Regions from separate parts of the Homo sapiens genome. Here region 1 is linked to region 2. Evidence: read pairs that join two places in POLR2A ChIA-PET (ENCODE). Cell type or tissue: PC-9. All regions are shown on one strand. Links, peaks and the distances in the headings refer to the core of each region. The heading gives the core; the rest is flanking DNA.

Region 1 (10,376 bases), core at 1,429-9,428, 110 kb after region 2:
GTGGTTCTCAAAAAGTGGTCCCCAATCTGGGTCAAGGGAATATGGATGATTTTTCCTCTTCTTGCAACTTTTCTTTAAATTTGAAATTATTTCCAAATAAAAGCTTTAGGAAAATGAAAAAAATAAGTGATCCCCAGGTCATCAACGTTAGGATTACCTGAGAATTAGTTAGAAATGCAAATGCTTGTCCTCATCCCAAACCTATTGAATTGGAACTCTGAGGGCTGCCACAGCGGTCTGTGTTTTAACAAGCCCTTTCAGATGATTCTGATGCTTGCTCAAGTTTGGGAGCTACTGGCTTTGTTTGAATTCAGGTTATCGCCTCTGCCTTGCCTGATCATGGGCATCCTACCCTGTGGTATATGTTTTGAGTTTGAAGACATTTTCAGTGTTTATCATATTTCCTAGGAAGCTTGCCCAGGAGTCCTTGTGTCGGTGGGAAAGGGTGATAGGAGAAGATAGATAATGAAGACAAGGAGGAAGGGAAAAGACAAGGGGATCAGGCAGTTGGATAAAGAGAAAATCGGGGCAAAATGAAGAGCACTTGATGGGCAGTGGTTCAGTTCCCCCAAAGAGATTCAGGCAGTCTGTCAGAGTTACTTGTAATCAAATAACTCACCCTTTGTAGACAGCTTCTGTTACCCATTTCAGAAATAGATGGCATAAACATCAAATTATAGTTATAATTCCTTTGATGACTTGTATAGTGTTGGGTTTTCTGCTGCTGCTTAAGCAAAACCACAGTGGAAATTCAGTATTTAGTCCCTGTGTTGTTCAAAATCTGAATGCAAAGAATCAAAACCAAGTTTGGGAAAGATACCAGAATGTTCTCATTGGATTCTGACCTTGTAGCAGAGCTGCTCTGTGTTTTCTTTAAAACTGGGGAACTCAGTGGGGGATGGTTTCTGGGTAGGCTTGGTTTTACCTTTTAAAAATGGACTTCATAGTAGTAAAGTGAAATTAGATGTTTGCTGAAGGTTAAGTGTGTATGTGTGGGGTGAGGGGAATGTGGGTGATTATCTTTCACTTTAAATTATGGATCTTTTGTTTATAAAGGGCCAAGATTATTAGATGAGATTTTTAATAAAGTATATTTTGACCTCTCAATGGGCACCTTTAAAATGTTTAGATAATCTTGTGTCTTTAACAGGTGGGATTTCAGAGTCAGCAGTTCCTTCATCTGTCTCTATGCTGTGCCTGAACTCAGCCTTAATAATAATGTGCTGTTCTTTTTTTAAAGTGACACTATTGCCAAAATCACCATTTGATAGAACAGGCTTTGCACTGCTTTCTTCCAGTGGTGGGCAGGGATTCCCACTAAATATCCTTCCCCTCCCCTCCCCACCCACACACACACTGATTATGACCAGAGGCACACTCAAGTGTTTCTGGTTAGGAAATGTAGTATCTGGTGAACAGAGAGAGGCCAGTTTGATCCTAGGAGAAGCAACCCTCCAGCTGGTAAATGACCTTAAGGGGCTATTTCCCCCATCTTCAGACTGCAGAGGCCCAGGTGCTTTTCACCACATAGTCTGTCTCTTATTCTCACTTGCGCATATACCTGTCTTTCAAGTGTAAGGCTCCGAGTAACTCTTCATAAACATGATATGGGGGAAAGGGGACACTGGATAGAATTTGCTATTTTGAGAACATGCTTTTTATTGTCATCTCTTCCTTCAAACCCTAAACTGGGGTTCAGCCCACCCTTTCTGGGCCATGCCTCCACCTAATGTGATTAGGGCAGGGCCTGAAGCCTCTATCAGGCAGGTACTTCCTTACCAGCAGAAGTCACAGCAAGGCACAGGGCTGCCTTTTGCCTGCACCCCATTCCTGTGAGCAGAACACCCCTGATCATACCTTTCCTGATTATAGACTGTGATCTGCATCTCGCCCTTGCCATTTAGTTGGCCTTGCTGGCATTGGTAAATCTTGGCACCCAGAGAGCAGGGAGCGACAGCCATCCTGATGTTGCCACTCTCTGTCCCTCTGCTGCAGATTTAAGCTATATCCCGTAGCTTATCTCCACTGTGGGCTATCATGGTTTGAGGGAAAGGAGGGGAGAGCAGTTGCTGCCTGCTGCAGCTGTCTCCTTTTGAATCAACCACCCCCACTCCCCAGGTGCCAAAACAACTCGCTGGGTTTAGAATGCTCCCGTCTCTACCTCTCCCGCCCATTGCAGCATTGGTAGCAGCTTTCCAACGAGTCTTTTGTTGTGGAAGCTCTAAATCCATGGTAGGGAAATTACCAAGAGACTCTTCCACAGTCTGCCCTCCCTCCCCTTGCTCCGTCTCTTTCTTTCCTTCCTTTGTCTCCTTCCGTAGCTAGGGTCAGAATCCCTAGCCAGACTGAGAACATGGTTGCTATTCCAGGACCCAGATGCCAATATGTGGCAGCATCTGGCTTATTGGCAAGCATTGCCGGCAGTTGTGCTGGCTGCTCCTCGGCCTGTCATGTGGCTGAGCCTACTGATGGGGGCCCTGTCACAAAACGGAGTTTCTTTGAGAATATGGTTTCAACCAAGGAGCCCACCAGAAAACAATGAGCTGTGCGGAGAGGACATGAATTATTGGGCAGGGTGACTGCGGACTATAGCTTTGATGCTGATCCTGGACCTGTTTTGCAAAAGTTTCTGTTTCATGTTGTTGAGACGGCTCCTTGTGTAACCTTACCTTCTTGTGCTGTTAGTGTTTCAGGTGCCTTAAGGCATGGAACTCCTTGAAAGAGAAACACAAATCACTAAAAATGTTGAGATAAAATCCTGCTCCTCAGAGGCGCCTGCTTGGCACAGGGAGTGCATGATAACAGCTTGCTTTAGAAAGGTGACATTTCTGCTGAAGGCTGAATAATAAAAAATGCATTTTAAAAACTCAGCTCTTCCGTTTCTTCTGATGGTTGACTTTTGGAGTGAAGGCCATTTCTTCTATGCGAAGGGTCTTTCCGAGGCTAGCCTCTCTAGCCCTCAAGCATGGCCATATTAACTCTTGTCATCATTGATGAGGCTCTGGAGCTTTTAAAATTAATTAGCACATAATAAGGCTTTAAATACTTTTTTCAAGGTGCAAACACTGAGTGCTCTGAAATGTGTCAAACACTGTCCAAGGCATGGAGGGGTAGAGACAGAGATGAAGAACACAGGGTTTCTGCCTTCGAGGATGCAGGTTATTGGTGACCAGATTACATATGCTTTCATTATTTGATTTCTATACAACCTGTACAATTAGGGCAAATGATATGCTCTGTGTTTTACAAATGGAGAAACTAAGGTCCTAGGAAGTTGACTTATTCCAGTTGGCATGGCCAGCTAATAAGATCTGTGATTGGAAACTAGATGGTTGTAGTTCTGCTTCACTAAGTGGATGTACATTGAATTCTTGGTTATACATTCCTAAGGGCAGGAACTGTGTCTAACTTTCGGCAGCTCTGCTCACAACTAACAACCTCTACTCGCTCCGTACATCTCCCTTCCCAAACACATACATGCTATAATACAGGGACTCTGCGAAACTGAGGCCTGTGACAGACTGAGGGAAGGAACCAAGAAGAAGCAAAAATTAGCTCAAATTAAAAGATGTGCTGCTGCTCCTGCTGTTGCTGGGAAGATAGCAAAGATGGCGGTAGCATACTGCCCACATAATCCCCCACAAAAGCATGCAGAGCAACTGGATAGCAAAATAAATTCGTAGACAACATTTGCAACAAAACTAGGTGACAAAACATTAATCCCAAAGTACAAGCAGTTGGGGACGAAATACCTGCAAGACTTGCATGGTATGTGAGAGAGAGAAGGAAGCAATAGTGTAACTTCTAACTTGACCTGAGAACAGGAGAACCCCAAATAGCCAACTGGTGTTCACTGGGAAGCTCAGTGGCCCAATTTGAGAGCAGCAACTGAAGGTGGAAGGTGTTTTGCCCACTCTAACACCTGGTAAGTGCTAAGAGCTCGAGATAGGGGGGATTAGAGGGCTGACCTTTGAACTCTCAAAATTGACCTGCCAGCACTGCCTTCTAGTGCTGGGCCCTATGCTTAGGAGAGATTGCTGGGAGTGGAATTAAAAGGGAATAGTCTAGGGACAAGAGAAGGGTCCAGAGCAAAGGAAGGGAAGAACAGTTGGGAAATTTCAGAAAGCAAGATGTCATGCTTTAAAAAACCACCAAAACAACAGAAGAGGGAGCTTGGTGAAGTTAGAAATGTTTTTTTTTTACTTAACTCACTTTATTCTCATAGTTGAGGAAAACTAATTTCATGTAAAAATGCACAACAGAAAAGAATCAACATTAAGTGCCACTCAAAGATAACAAAAAAGAGAAATAGGAACAGAATAATACCTTTACAAATAAAGGTAGCATTCCAGAAAGATGTGTTCACAAAACAGAGTAAAACTAATAATTACAAAATGAGCTGAAAGATATTTTAAAAAGTATAGAAGACATGAACCAAGAAAAATTAGAAAGCTCAGAAATGAGTTGACAACTCAGGAAAAAATTAGAAATTAAAGAAATATTATTTCAGAAATGAAGACTAAATTAGAGGGCAAAAGAGTGAATAGGCTGGACACACTGGCCCATGCCTGTAATACCAACACTTTGGGAGCCTGAGGCCAGTGGATTGCTTTGGCCGGGAGTTTGAGACCAGCCTGGCCAACATGGCGAAACCGTGTCTCTACTAAAGTACAAAAAAACCGAGCATGGTGGTGCACACCTGTAATCTCAGCTACTCAGGAGGCTGAGGCACAAGAATAGCTTGAACCAATGAGGTAGATGTGGTGAACTAAGATCTTGCCACTGCACTCTAGCCTGGGTGACAGAGCAAGACTTGGTCTCAGAAAAAAAAAAAAAGTGAATAAATACAACAGAAGTATGAATCAACACAACAGAAATATAAGTTGAAAAGGAATTTAAAAAATTTTTTAAGTAAAAAGGATTGAAAAGAAAGTGCCAGATATTGAAGTAGGCAAGAAGATGGAACTTGTTTAGTAGATCACAAAGAAAACCAATGCAAGGGAACTGAACTAATAAAAACTAATTCAAGAAAACTTCTGAAATTTAAAAAAAAGCACCATATGAAAAAAGCACACTGCATAACTGAGAGTGTTTACAGTATGACTAATACCAAAAAAAGGAAAAAGTACTTTGAGCTTCTAGAAGAAAAAGCACATGATTTACAAGGGAAAACATTTCTAGTTACACTTCTCAACAGCATTTTATAGAAGGGCAAAAGTAAAAGAACATTTAAAATACTCAGTGAAAGAAAGAGAGCCAAGGATTTTATATCCAGCAAAACTGACTTTTAAGTATAAAGGGCACATGTGGTTATCAACATGGAGAAACTCAGAAAGTATTTTTCCCTGTCTTAGTTTGGACTACTATAACAAAGCGCCATAGACTGGATGACTTATAAACAACAAAAATTTATTTCTCACAGTTGCGGAGTCTGCAAGTCAGATAAGGGTACCAACATGGTTGGGTTCTGGTGAGGGCTGCCTTCTGGGTTGTAGACGCCGGCTTGCTGTGTCCTCACACAGGGGAGAGCAGAGAGAGGAAGCAAGCTCTCTGTGACCCTTAAAAGGACACTAATCCCATTCATGGGGGCTCTACCCTTATGACCTCATCTATCCTAATTACCTCCTGAAGGCCCCATCTCCTAATGCTGTCATACTGGGGGGTAGGATTTAAGCATGAATTTTGGGAGAACACAAAGATTCAGTCTATTGCAGTTCCCACGAGTTCTTCGTAAGAAACCTAGTAGAGAATGTATTGTAGACAACTGAAATGAGAAAGACCTTAGCATACAAACTAAAGAATTAAAGTTACCTGTAGAAATATGACTAAAGGAGGACTAAGAAGGAGACAGCACAGTGTGTAATGGCTATATGCTCTGACCATGTAATAGAACTGCTTTTCTTAATGGAGAAAGTAGCAAGAGTATATGCAAACGATTTGCAATGTTTTTGGTAATCTTGGTGGTGGTGGTATTGTTATTTTGAGATTTACTGTGTCATGTGGTGCTATGATCTGAATCTTGGTGTCCTCACAAAATTCCTGTGTTCAAACCTAATACCCAAAGCAGTAGTATTAAGCTGTGGGGCTTTGGGGGAAGTAATAATTAAGTGGTAAATGGGACTAGTGCTCTAATAAAGGAGATTAAAGAAAGCTGCCTAGCCCCTTCCACCATGTGAGGATGCAGCAAGAGAGCACCGTCTTTGAAGCAGAGGGCAAGCCTTCACCAGACACTGAATCTGCTGGCACCTTGGTTCTGGGCTTCCCATCCTCCAGAACTGTAAGCAAAAGAATTAAGTTGTTTATAAATTACCCAGCCTAAGGCAGAACCGTCTGACGTGGGACAAAACAGATAATATTGGAATGTCATAATTCTGCCATGTCTTCTGCTTTTAAGAACCAGAATGAAAGAGTCTGATGTTGTCGAGAAGTGGTTATGTAAAAACTGAGGATAGAATTTGAATAGAAATTCTCAATATAAATGTATGAGATGTTTTTATCTTTGAATCAATAATATTTCCTAGTTTATCCTACTGAAAGCCCTTAGAAACAGTGTCCAACTTAGCAGAGAGTGTATCTAGAACCCAGATTGTGGTTTTGAAAAACTGCTTTATTCTAAAAGAAATTAGGGCTTCTTGGAGCAATAACTGTGGTGCAGGAAGTTTACAAAATGCAGCTGAAACATTTTATAAGATAACACAGAAACTATCAAAGATTTTTGGGGTCATGGCAAAAGGACTCAGAGCCTCCTACTGGCCACAGGTGGGACAATTTGACCTTCAAAAATAATAATTGATACATCCTATATATTTAAATGCACAACTTGACATTAAAAAGAATTGATCACCTTTGGAGAATTACAGGGAACCAATTCGCTATCTTGAAATCTGGGAAATGAAGGGATTCAAGCATTTATCCTGATTTTTATGTGAACTATACCACTGAGTATCCAAATAATGAGAGGTAGAGTGTCTTTATAAAACTATTCCAGCTACAGAATGAAAAAGAAGTGATAGAATATTCCCATTTTGCAGTCTTCAATGGATGGATACAGGCATTAAGCATCAGTGGTTGGTAAGATCACAAAAAGACAATCAGACAGGAGCCTCCTGTAGTATTGCCAGACACCACCTTGCTAAAGGGATACAATCTGGGTTTGAAACTGATGTGGATCAAGCTGCTAGCTTGCAGGAAATACAGAAGGCACAGAAACATGTTGACTGCCACCATGAGTATGCAGTTGGCAACAGACACTGTGGGCAACTATAGGACAAATAGTCTGGGTTCTTTAACAGGTAATTTGTAAAGAAATGAAAAGTAGGTAAGAGGAACCAATAGATTAAGAAATAATTGAAAGATATATTTTTAAGAAGTATTTTTAAGAAGTGAAAGACTAAACAATAGTATCTAGAGATGCACATTTGGGTGATAAAATGATTTTTAAAATGCAAAGAAATGAGAACTATAACAGGATCATTGGTGCATTGGGGGAAGGAAGATTATGATTGGTTGGGGCACGTGAAGGAACTTCTGGGGTGCCTATACAATGTGTGTGTGTGTGTGTGTGTGTGTGTGTGTGTGTGTGTGTATTTTTTTAAGTGGAAAAGATAAAAGCATCTGGATGCTGGCTATCGTGTCCATTTACCAGACGTCATTTCTACAGGGCTACTGCTAGCCTTTATTGGTATCTTTGTGCAACTTAGGAAACGACCACTCTTCCTCAAGGCATTTACTGCTATTGGCCAGTAAATATAAATCTACAATGCCTAGGATGTAGCAAGTGCCTCTTTGATGGTGTCCTTGTGCGGTGTACAACATGTACAACTTTATGAAATGGACTTGGGTCTCTGGTTCAAGCTCATCTTTGTTCAGTGTTATCAAGGAAAGGATTTTTTTTTGTTATTGTTTTTTGCAAGCACCGTTTTGTTCTTTCAAGAACTTTATGGCAATGCAATTTTACAATCCGGTGGGATACACAAAGCGCTCTTCTAGCTAATATTTCTCTTGCTCATTTTAGCATGCGGTATCCCTGAGGTAGAATTAAGTACTTCGTGAGATGTTATGTAGTATTAAAAATGTTTAAGAGGGCTGGCTGGCTGCTGAGGCAGGAAGTTCCATGGCATACCCCTGCTGTGGCTAGCACCACTGGGGCTCTAGACCTCATCTTGGCTAAGTCTAGAACTTGATTGACCATAATTAATTAGATTCAGTGAAATAGACCCACATTAACAAAAGTTCAAAAGGTGTGATATAAATCAGAATATCTGTTTATTAATCTTTCATAGTAATAGTAACTGCTAAATGAACCAGAGTGCTCCTGTTAGCACCTATTCTCTCCGCACTAGGCAGGTAGCTTTGAAGCCAGGAGGTTGTGTGGTTTGCAGAGTGAGGCGGATGATCCTAATGGTTGGTGACATTCTCATCTTATTCTGTTCCACCCATCACTACTCCAGGGAGAAACCTGCCAGGTGGACCAAAACACTTGTGTCAACCGTGTCAACATTGCGCAATGCACACACTTACACATTCTTACTTGCTAGCTTATCTTCCCAGACTTCATACTGGGGGAGGAAGGGAATACCATCCCAGTCAGCCTGAGCATCTGGGTCGACCCTAGTGATTAGTGGCATGACAGTTGAAGCAACCAGCTCACCTTGCATACAAAGAATTTCAGGTACATAAATCTAACTCACATGGAGCACTTTCCATAGACTAGACAAAAGGATGAACCAACAATGGTTTCTGATCTTAAGTAGCTTACAGTCTAGAAGGGACAGATTCAAACATTCCTTTCCCATTTTTATTAGTTTCCTGCTTTTAACTTATAACCTAGTAGGGCCAGATTTAAACATTCCTTGCTTGCTTCCACTAGTTGATACCTATAGATATATGGTGTGATTGAATCAGAGAAAGCCATAAAGTAAACTTCGATTTGGCTTGTGTCTGGACTATCACAAAATTCATATTATTGCATTTCTGTGTAAGTAAAGTTTCAGTGAGTTTCTTTCCTTGGGTGGTTGTATAACAGGACTGAACTATACCTGAACTCAATCCCTACATTTTATCAGATTGGATTGGATCTATTGGATCCTGCTGGATGTAGCCTTATCAGGTAGAAGCCTGCTGTTCAGTTCTGTATTTAGAGAAACAACAGAAACTTCCTGTGCGAATGGCAAAGTACCGAGAGAGAGGACATCATCTCTCCACCCTTCCTTTAATGCTGTAGGTCTGTGTGATTGGGATTGGCTTGTTGTTTGTTTGTTTGTCTGTTTTTTAAATCTGACACAGAACATGGAACTCTTAGTGCTGCTGCTTCAGGTTTCCGAAGCGCATCCTGCTCTGAACTTCGGCGATGCTGGTCTGTGAGCCCCCTGCTGTTCCTCAGGCGCCCCCAGCCACAACCACAGGGCCACTGTATTATCTTCTCACATGCCTGGCATCAGGTCTGGAAACATAGTATCTAAAATTAAAGAGTTCTTTCCGTCCTGGAATTTTGAACTAACCTTTAGAGCTCAAATGAGGGCTGGATGATGACAGCAAAAGAATTAATCTGGGGAGTTGGATGCTCAAAAAAAAAAAAAAAAAAAAAAAAGACTTAAAGATCCCATCCCTTAAATATATTGGACCTGGAATGGAGATGATTTATGTATATTTTGGATTTAAAAGAGTTTTGTAAAGAAATTTTTTTTCCACGACTTTTTGGTTTAATTGCCTGGCATGGTGGGAAATCCCAACACAACAGCGTGGAACTGGGGCATGAAAAGCAGCAAGTGAAACGGATTTATGAAGCCCATAAATAAAAATGAAACTCATTTCATTGTCCAAATTGAGTGGAAAGGCACAATCTATCCCAATTCAGATAAATGGCAGAATGGGACACGCATAGGGGAAAGTTGTTTCCATTTTAATAAGGCAAGATAATGGGTGTAGCATAACTGAAGAATTTCAGAAAAAGGGACATTTCATTTTGGCAGACTTGACCAAGGAGGCATGTTACTTCTATCTACTCTATGAGGAAAATGTGCTTTTCCAAAAAGAATTACAATAAACTGCATATTTAAATCATGCCTCAGGCCAGGTGCAGTGGCTCATGCCTGTAATCCCAGCACTTTGGGAGGGCGAGGCGGGTGGATCACTTGAGGTCAGAGTTTGAGACCAGCCTGGCCAACACGGTGAAACCCCATCTCTACTAAAAATACAAAATTTAGCTGGGCGTGGTGGCGCGTGCCTGTGATCCCAGCTACTCGGGAGGCTGAGGCAGGAGAATCTCTTGAACCCAGGAGGCAGAGGTTGCAGTGAGCCGAGATCGCACCATTGCACTCCAGCCTGGGAGACAGAGCAAGACTCAGTCTCCAAGGCTGAGGCAGGAGAATGGTGTG
Region 2 (10,376 bases), core at 879-8,878:
GATCACCTGAGGTCAGGAGTTCGAAACCAGCCTCGCCAACATGATGAAACTCCGTCTCTACTAAGAATACAGAAATTAGCTGGGCATGGTGGTAGGCGCCTATAATCCCAGCTACTCAGGAGGCTGAGGCAGGAGAATTGCTTGAACCCGGGAGGCAGAGGTTGCAGTGAGCCAAGATTGAGCCGCTGCACTCCAGCCTGGGCGACAAGAGCGAAACTCCATCTCAAAAAAAAAAAAAAAAAAAAAAGAGGTTATTGCTATTACATGTCTGTTTACATATTATAACACTAAAATATCTTGCTAAATGTTTTTATATCCCTAAAAAGGTTCCCCTTAGTTTTTAAGCTTATAGGGAGGCAGAAATATATCCGTTTTTTTTATGGTACCTAGCTCAGCACCTCATGAATTGAGACATTAAATAAATATTTTTGAAATGTATCTAAGAAGCATAAATTAAATCAATTTAAAGGTTATTATCTAGTCTAATTGTCACTATCACCAACTTTCTCAAGCATCTTTAGAAATAAAAAGTCTCTTTTAAAACTTAAACATCATTTCAGGTACAGTTAAATTATTATTTGCTTGCTAAATCTGAAAACAAAACAAAAAAATTGAAAAGAATTAGAATTGCTGCTTTTAGAAAAATTCACAAATGGTAGTTTTCCCAGTTGTAAATGACACCTAATTTTCCAAGTAACCTCCCTCCCTAGATTCCCTCCTTTCTCTCTCCTCTCCTCATTTCTGCTCTCCCTCACATTTTCCAACTAACTAAATACTAGCAATATGCTAGGCACTGTGAATATAGACATGACTAAGGCACATTTCTATTCTCAAGGAGCTGCCTGTCTGGTGATGTTGGTCTGTACAGGAACTTCAAGTATCAAAAATGGTATCTCAATAATTCCCTTACCATGGTGTTTGATCAGGATATTTTATCTTCCATTCATAGGGTCAGAATGTTTCCGCTGTATTCTAATAGATTTTTGATAGCAATAAGGTCTGCTCTAAGTAAGTAATAAGGCTTTGTGTCTCCTGTTGTCCTTTGCAGCATCACCATTTTAATACAGGATCAATGTAGCAGTACTTTATAGTTGTAAATGTCGTATGGAGGTGCCCTTAGAATTTATCTAATTTAATGGCTTATATTACTGATAGGGAAAAACTAAAACTAATAAATGGAAGTTGGGATTATTTTAAAATTGTGTGCAGAATTTAAATCTTCCTTCCTATGTTCACTGATTTTTTAAATCTTTTTTGTAGCTAACAGACTGTTTTCCACATCACAGATATTCAAATATTTGAAGAAAAATTTCTTTCTCTTACAAATCATCTCTTAAACAGGCTCAGTTTTAGTAATTATTGGTTATATGATGAAGCTTCTTAATTTTTCACAATTATTGGTAATTTTTCTGGTTGAATTTGAATGGACCAGTCCCTCTGAAAACACATAATACATAAAGTAACAATTATAGAACTGTAGCTTTATGATGAGAGAGAATGGCTTGTGCCCCTCCCTCCCCATGTGTGCTTATTATTATATTGTTTTTTAGTTCCCCCACTTCCAAATTACTCTTGAGGTGTCTGGGTTAAATATAAGACTGGGATTGATTGTTGGCCCAGTTATCCATTTGTTACAAAGTTTTATGATAGCTGTATGGTCTGAATTGAATTATTGCTCTAGAAACTGCCAGCTCATTAATTTTTCTTTTTAAAATTTTTTCAATGTTATGATTTATTTACTTGCAACTTTTTTCTTGCTTTTTCTTTTTGATTTTCTTTAGTTTTTATTTTTAAAAATTTTATATTACAGACAAACAGAAACTTCTTCCTTTCATCTTTCCATTCTCTGATTTATGATGAATTTACTTTCCTTTGGCCTGGCATTTGCTTCAGCAGGCAGCCTTCCTTCAAGTACCTCCCTGATTGATGTATAATCTTTGATATCTTCCATTAGCCTCCAGGATCACTAAGTTCAAGGCCCCTTTGGAACCTAAGGAGCCCTGCCGAGGAGCTGAAGGCCTTCAGAGTCCTTGGGGTGATTGACAAGGTAATTCTTCAGTGTCTCTTCAAGAGTTCAGTCATAAATCGACTGCATGCTGACATTCTGTCTTTGAAGCTTTGGATCTTAAGGATATGAAACAAAAGGAGAAAATGACTCAAATGCATGTGCACTTTACAATAACAAAAGCAAAAGAGAAAAAGCTTTTATCTGAGCAATTCATGTAAGGTCATGCAAAATATATTTGAGCTAAAGGAGAAGGCGCATATTTGTTGGCATTCAGTTGAGTAAGGGGTTTGGTTTTATAGAAGTGTTATAGCAGAGTAAAGATGTATTGTGTTAATAACAATTGTGAGCCAGTAGTTGTTCAACATTAATTAATACGGTCATTGTAATGGTCAAAAAAGTGGAATCCCCTTGTAATTACCATTTACTGAGCACCTACTATATGTCGGACCCTATGTTAGGCATTTTATATGATACAATCTTTCTTACAATTGTATTTGCATCTTGGTGGAAAAGTGATGTTTAGAGCAGATTAAATAACTTGGCCCAAAGTCACATAGCTAATTTAGGATGGTGCTGGGATTTGAACATTACTTTTTTTGACTCAAAAGCTGTACTTTTTCTAGTACACTAACCCCTCACTTCACACCCACATGCATTTTAATTTTAGGGGTAAAAATACTGGCCTCACAGAGTTATCTGCCATTGTGTATGTGCAAATTTGGTGACATCTCACGCCAAATATTAACAGTACTGTTCCTATCAGATGGTTTACAAGTGTAATTTAAAAGCCACAGACAACAAACCATGTTTTAAGTATATTTGCTCAACCACCGCTTTACCATTCAAAGTAAATAAAATGCTTTATTTAATATTAAGGGATAGGTTAATTTAGATATTTTTTCACCATTAACCATTTTTTATGAAGCACCTTAATGTTCATTTTTAACTTACTATACATTATTTGTGAAGTATGCGTGTGATTCCATCCTAAAATTGAGCAATATGTAGTATTCTCTAGCAATTTAGACAGTAAAAGTTTGAAGCATTCCAAAGGGAACATTAAGTTGGATATTACATAAAGCTGTCGGTGTCTTAAGTTCTGGCAAGGATCATTTTTCTCAAATTCATATTACTGAATTTTGAACTTAAAAAATTCTAAGTAGTAGGATTTTTCTTTTTTTAAGAGCCTGAAATATTTTCATAACCGTGTTTTCTGTGGCTTTTCCAGTTTGGAAAACATTCAGTTTGAGAGTAGATGAAGACAATATAGTAATTGAGTAGTTTCTAGGTTCTCAGATTTCTTTGCAGGCAAGTATACCTTCTTGAGGTACAGTGTCTGCCCCCTCTCTTAGATCTATTTCTTTGACAAAGTATGGCCTTTCATTGCTATGCTATAAGTGTGAGTAAGTTACCTTGAAGTCCTAGTAATAGCTAGTAGTCTCACAGGTTTGTTTAAATAAGGGCTTTTGGCTGGGTGCTGTAGTTTGCACCTGTAATCCCAGCACTTTGGGAGGCCGAGGTGGGCAGATCACTTGAGCCTAGGAGTTTGAGACTATCTGGGCAACATGGTGAGACCCTGCGTCTACAAAAAAAGAAAAAGCTGGGCATGTAGTCCCAGCTGCTCGGGAGGCTGAGGGGAAAGGATCCCCTGAGCCTGGGGAGTTTGAGGCTGCCGTGAGCCGTGGTCATGCCTCTGCACTCCAGCCTGGGTGACAGAGTGAGACTCTGTCTCAAAATAAATAAATAAATAAATAAATAAATAAATAAATAAATAAATATCAAGTCTTTAAAAAAAAAGGAAAAATGCTGGGTGTGGTGGCTCATGCCTGTAATCTCAGCACTCTGGGAGGCCGAGGCCAGTGGATCACTTGAGACCAGGAGTTCGAGACCAGCCTGGGCAACATGGTGAAACCCCGTCTCTACCAAAAATACAAAAAATTACCTGGGCATGGTGGCACACACCTGTAATCTCAGCTCCTCTGGAGGCTGAGGCAGGAGAATCACTTGAACCTGGGAGGCAGAGGTTACAATGAGCCGAGATTGTGCCACTGTACTGCAGCCTGGGCGACAGACTGAGACTCTGTCTCAAAAAAACAAACAAACAAACAAAAAAAAACACAACAAAACAGGAAAGAAAGAAAGAAAATAGAAGGACTTTTGACAGTAGAAGAATTCCTAAGTTCTGCTGAGGGATAATTTGGTACTGTCTTTACTTACTCTGTTTAGCTGGGAAAAATGTTTGGTGTTTAGAAGGTGACATTTAACTTTTTTTTTTTTAATTGACAGAATCTCATTCTGTTGCCCAGGCTGGAGTGCAATGGCACAATCTTGGCTCACTGCAGCCTCCGCCTCGTGGGTTCAAACAATTCTTCTGTCTCAGCCTCCTGAGTAGCTGGGATTTATAGGCACACACCACCATGCCTGGCTAATAGTTTTTTGTATTTTTAGTAGAGACAGGGTTGCACCATGTTGGCCAGGCTGGTTTCGAACTCCTGACCTCAGATGATCCACTCGCCTCGGCCTCTGAAAGTGCTGGGATTACAGGTGTGAGCCATGGTGCCTGGCCTAACTTTTCTTAGTAGAGATAAGGGAATATGTATTTGGGGAATTAAGAAGCTTTGGGAATTAATAAGTCTTTAAAATTTATAACATATTCCTGTGAAAACATAAGTAGGTATAGGCCGGGAGCTGTGGCTCATGCCTGTAATCCCAGCACTTTGGGAGGCCGAGGCGGGCAGATCACCTGAGGTCAGGAGTTCAAGACTAGCCTAGCCAATATGGGGAAACCCCATCTCTACTAGAAATACAGAAATTAGCTGGGCATTGCGGTGGGCGCCTGTAATCCCAGCTACTCGGGAGGCTGAGGCAGGAGAATTGTGTGAACCCGGGAGGTGGAGGTTGCAGCGAGCCAAGATTGCACCACTGCATTCCAGCCTGGGCAACAGAGCCAGACCCTGTCTCAAAAAAAAGAGGAAAAAAAAAAAAAGCAGGTACATTTTTTGAAAGTTGAACTGTTTTTTAAAGATAAGTTACTTTCTGTTGTACTGAGGACTACCTAAAATTTGGGTTTTAGAAACTTGAAGTATGGAAAATAAATGTTGAATAAATTCAAAAGGTTAGAAAATAGCCAGGATATATTGATCTAGTCCTACAGAACACAGTTTCTTTGATTCTGTTTCATTACAGTATTTGGTTTTTATGAGTTATTTTGAGTGCTATCTATTAACCTAGGAAAAATACAGTTCTGAATTGAACTGCATTAGGATTAGGATTTCACAAACTTTTATGTAGAAAAAAATAAAGCAGATTTTTTATTAATATCTAGACTGTAAGCTCTGTGAAAACAAAATTGTGTCTTTCTTGGTCACCACTATGTTCTCAGTACCTAGAATCGCTTGGCACATAATGGGTGCTCAATAAATATTTGTTGAATAAATGAATTGAAACTTAATTAATTTTAAATATATATAGAATGACATCTACTGGTACAATATGAGACTGCTACCTGGTACGATTGTATGAGGTGACAACTCAGAAAGTGTTTACCCAGAGGGATAGTAATTCCATAGCTGTATGTTGATTTAGTATTCAAAGAGAAGTAAATGACTTTCTGTTCTTCAATTGGGATTATAAAATCCCTCATTAACATAGATATGCAAAAATTGTATATGAAGAATAGCCAGAAAACAAGGAAATGTTTAACCTGATTAAAAAAAAATGTGTAGTCTTCAAATAGTTGAGGGCTGTCTTGAATAGGGGAACTGTATAATGTTTTCTCTAATCTTGAGGGTGAAAAGGGCTATTAATTGTGTCAGAACAACAAGTGCAAACTAAAATCATCTCAGTTAAACCAGGAAGTCTGGTTTCTCTGTGAAAAAGGTAGTTAGGGAAGAGACTTGCATGCTAATATCCTCATAGGATATAACTAGAACCAAATTAGTACAAATTCAAGAGAAACAAATTATTGCTCATGATAAGAAATACCTTTTGAGAATTAGCATATTGACCAAAGGTGTGCTAGATTCCTTTAGATCTTAAGAGTTTCTTGTCATTTGAGACATTCAAGTGAAGGCTGAAAGATTGATCATTGGGATGCTATAGAATGAACTGGATGGAATTTTACATTAGATAACTTTTAATTATTTCTTTGATCCTGCAGGTTTATTTACATAGTCTTTGTGTAGCAATAGCAGGGGAGAGAAGAAATTAGCGGAAAAAAAACTCTGATGGGATGAGGAGGATGCATTACTATTATTTTAATATAAGTTTTTATAGACATGGGTGCAATTCTTTTTGTTGTATTTGTGTGGTACGAATATACGGGATGTGCTTATATTTGTATGTGTATAAAGATTGTTTATATATGGTAATTTGTAATTGGGTTAGAAGAGTCTAGATTGGTAGTTTGGTAGTAGAATGCCCAAGTGCTAAGAGAGTTTCTGAGAAAGATCACTGTTGTATAACTTCTCTATAAAAAGTATAAAGGAGCCCATAGTTTAGTATACAGTAACGTACCAATGTTACTTTCCTGGTTTTGATATTGAATTAGAACTATATAAGGTGTCACCACTGGGGGAAGCTGGGTGAAGGGTACATGAGACTCTTTGTACTGCAGCCTCCTGTGAGTTAAAACAAGAAAAGGGTAAGGGGAACATTGATGACTTGAAACCCAGAGTATACTAAGATTTGATTCCCTCATGGCCAGTTAACTCTTCTGGTTTGTGAGTAGCCTGAGTCATTCTGTGTGTACATGTGTGTATGGTATTCACAAGGAAGATCGGTGAAGATCGTATATCTGGATCGCCCAAATTTATTGTCACTGAAAAACAACTTAAATATGCTTTGCAAGTCATCGTTATAAGAGATGCCACACACTTTGTAAGTCTATGACTATTTACTAGGTCAGATGCCTTCACATTTTGTAATCAAGATAGCTTCCCAACTTTATCTGATGCCTGCCAGGCAGAATTCTTAAGTTGACTTGCCATTGGAAAAATGTAGGCATTTCTATTCTGTAGCTAAAATATAATTGAGAAAATGTGTGGAAATTGCTCAAATTGAGTAGCTGTTGAAAAACTGGTACTTATTTTTTAAGGTACCTAAGTAATATCTTCTCTGATAATATGTGGAAAAACATGTATTTGGAACACAGAAGCATCAATATTCAGGTATTTGCTCATTAAGGGAACACTGGATTGAACTGGATTAAATCAAAAGGACATAGCACAACATTTTTTAAGTGCTAAAAGGAAAGAACTATCAACCAGAATTCTATATCCTGTGAAAATACCTTTCAAGAGTTAAGGGAAAATAAAGGTATTCTCAGATGAAGAAATGCAAAGAGAATTTGTTGCTGACCAGCCTACCCTAAAAGAATAAAGTGCATTCTCTAAACAAAGTGGAAACAATACATGCAAGAATCTTGTCACGTTAGGAAGAAAGAAAGAACATTGGAGAGGGTAAAATACAAGTAAATACAATGGACTTTCTTTCTCTTTAGTTTTGGAAATTATCTTTTATGGTTGAAGCAAAAATTCTAACACTCTCTGATGTAGTTCTAAGTTTATGCAGAGAAAATATTTAAGGCAATTATAAATGAGGGAGAGTAAAGGGACATAAAGGAAGGTAAAGTTTTTATGCTTAGCTTGAAATGGTAAAATGATGACACCAGTAGTTTGCATGAGTTATGTATATATAATATAACTAGAGCAACCACTAAAAAGCTTTTTAAAGTATACACTAAAAAATGCTATATAGGTTGGGTGCAGTGGCTCACATCTGTAATTCCAGCACTTTGGGAAACTGAGGTGGGTGGATCACCTGAGGTCAGGAATTTGAGACCAGCCTGGCCAACATGGTGAAAACCTGTCTCTACTAAAAATACAAAAATTAACCAGCATGGTGGTGCACGACTGTAGTCCCAGCTACTCAGGAGGCTGAGGCATGAGAATCGCTTAAATCTGGGAGGCAAAGGTTATAGTGAAATGAGATCATGCCACCGCACTCCAGCCTGAGCAACAGAGTGAGACTCCATCTCAAACAAACAAAAAATACTGTAGATAAACCAAAATGGAATTCTAAAAAATGTTCAAATAACCCACAAAAATTCAGGAAAATGGAAACAGAGAGAACAAACAGAACGCAAAATATAACATGCAAACTTAAGCCCTAACACATTATAAATATACCAGTTAAAAAAACAGAGATTGATATTGGTTTAAAGATATGACCCAACTTTATGGTGTTTATAAGAAACTCACTTCAAACATAATATAATGAGATATATATATGATATATATACATATATCATGATACATATATATCGATATATATGATATATATATTTTATATATCACATGTTTGAAGTGAGTTTCTTATATATCATGATTTATATATCATGATATATATGTATATATATCATATATGATGCATATATATGACGTATATATCATATATATATCATGATATATATCATGTTTGAAGTTTCTTATATATCATGATATATATATATGTAAAAAGTAAAAGGATGGAAATGACATGTCATGCAAACATTAAAGAAAACAGGAGTGGCTATATTAATACAAGATAAAATATGCTTCATACCAAAGAAAATTATGAGAGACAGAGAGGACATTAGATAATGATAAAAGGACAATCTACCAAGAAGAAATAGCAATCCTACAAATGTATATACCAGACATCAGAACTGTAAAATATATGAAGCAAAAGCTGATAGAAAGTGAAAGGAGAAATAGGCAGTTACAGGTGGAGACTTCAACTGTCTCAAAAACTGATAAAACGGTTAGACAGAAAATCAGCAACAATACAGAAGAACTCCATAATACCATCAACCAACAAAATGTAACTGACTTTTATAGAACACTCTACCTAAGAACAGCAGACTACACATTCTTTTGCAGTGCCCATGGAACAGACCATTTCTAGGGCCGAAAAACCTCAACAAATTTGGAAGTATTGAAATCATACTGAGTGTGTTCTCTGACCATGTCTGAATCAAATTATTAATCAGTAACAGAAAGATAACAGGAAACTCGCCAAATACCTAGAAACAAACAGTTATACTACTAAGTAATTCATGGGTTGAAGAAGAATCTCAAAGGGTATTAAAAAAAAATGCATATAGTTGAATGAAAACAAAAGCAGAACATACCAGAATTTATGGGACACAGCTAAGCCAGTGTTCAGAGAGAAACTTATAACACTAAATGATTATATCAGAAAACAGGAACAGTCAAATCTAGGTTCCTAACTCAAAAGAACTAGAAAAAGAACAAAATAAACCTAAAGCAAGCAGGAGGAATGTAAAGAGCAGGAAGCAATGAAATTGAAAATAAAAAACCGTAGACAAAAATTTTTGCGTAAAGCTGGTTCTTTTCAAAGATCAATAAAATTGATAAACCTCTAACAAGAGAGACAAAAAAGAGAATACACCAATTATTACTGTCAGGAATGAAACAGGTATGGATCTTGCCTACATCAAAAGGATAACAAGGGAATACTACAAACAGCCCTACACATGTAAATTTGATAATTTAGATGGAATGGACCAATTCATAGAAAAGTACGAATTACCACCCAAAATAAATAGATAATTTGAATGGCTCTTTAACTATTAAGGGAACTGAATTTATAATTAAAATACTACTAAGATGAAATCTTGAGGCTCAAATAGTTTCACCAGAGAATTCTACCATACTTTTAGAGTCAACACCAGTTTTACACATTTTCTTCCTGAAAATGGAAGAAAGAGAAACAGTTTCCAGTTCATTTTATGAGACCAGTATTACTCTGATATCAAGACATTAGAAGAAAGAAAACTATAGACCAATATTCTCATAAGTGTAGGTATAGAAACCTTCAACAAAATATTAGAAAATAGCAACAAAATCTAAAATTAATTCTATACCATGAATTTATTATTTAAATTCATTTAAATTCATTAATTTCATTAAATTCATATTTATCTTTTCAAGAAAACCAACTTTTCATTTCATTGATCTTGTATTTTTTTTTTGCCTCAATTTGATTTATTTCCCCTCTGATCTTTATTTTCTTCTACAAATTTGAGGTTTGGTTTGTTCTTACTTTCTAGATCCTTGAAGTACATCATTAAATTATTTGAAATTTTTCTTTTTTAAAAAAATTGGGCATTTATTGCTATAAACTTTTCTCTTAGTGCTGATTTTGCCATAGCCCACAGATTTTGGTATGTTGTATTTCCATTTTCATTTGTTTCGAGAAGTTTTTTAATTTTCTCAATTTCTTCATTGACCCATTGGTCAGTCAGGAGCATATTGTTTAATTTCCGTGTGTTTCTGTATTTCTGACGTTCCTCTTGTTATTGATT

The links. Peaks named below come from ENCODE experiments on the same cell type or tissue, not always from the same donor. Only the 100,000 strongest peaks of a DNase experiment are listed, where the experiment ranks them.
Region 1: POLR2A ChIA-PET joins it to region 2 with 7 read pairs; 2 of 35 experiments call an interaction of 5 or more read pairs at or near these places.

What each region holds. Positions count from the first base shown.
Region 1 is chr1:213,279,689-213,290,064 of GRCh38, forward strand. It overlaps a transcript of RPS6KC1 not described here. Among named protein-coding and RNA genes, the nearest start is that of RPS6KC1, 230 kb to the left of the region's middle. RefSeq lists an enhancer at 1,907-2,421. In PC-9, for the core only: a CTCF peak has its summit at 6,706 (motif pointing left); no DNase peak of the experiment used is centred there; H3K27ac peaks cover 552 bases.
Region 2 is chr1:213,174,446-213,184,821 of GRCh38, forward strand. It overlaps RPS6KC1 (ribosomal protein S6 kinase C1), which reads left to right. Exons shown (of 15, transcript NM_012424.6): 8 at 1,955-2,047. Among named protein-coding and RNA genes, the nearest start is that of RPS6KC1, 130 kb to the left of the region's middle. RefSeq lists an enhancer at 1,795-2,472. In PC-9, for the core only: no CTCF peak of the experiment used is centred there; no DNase peak of the experiment used is centred there.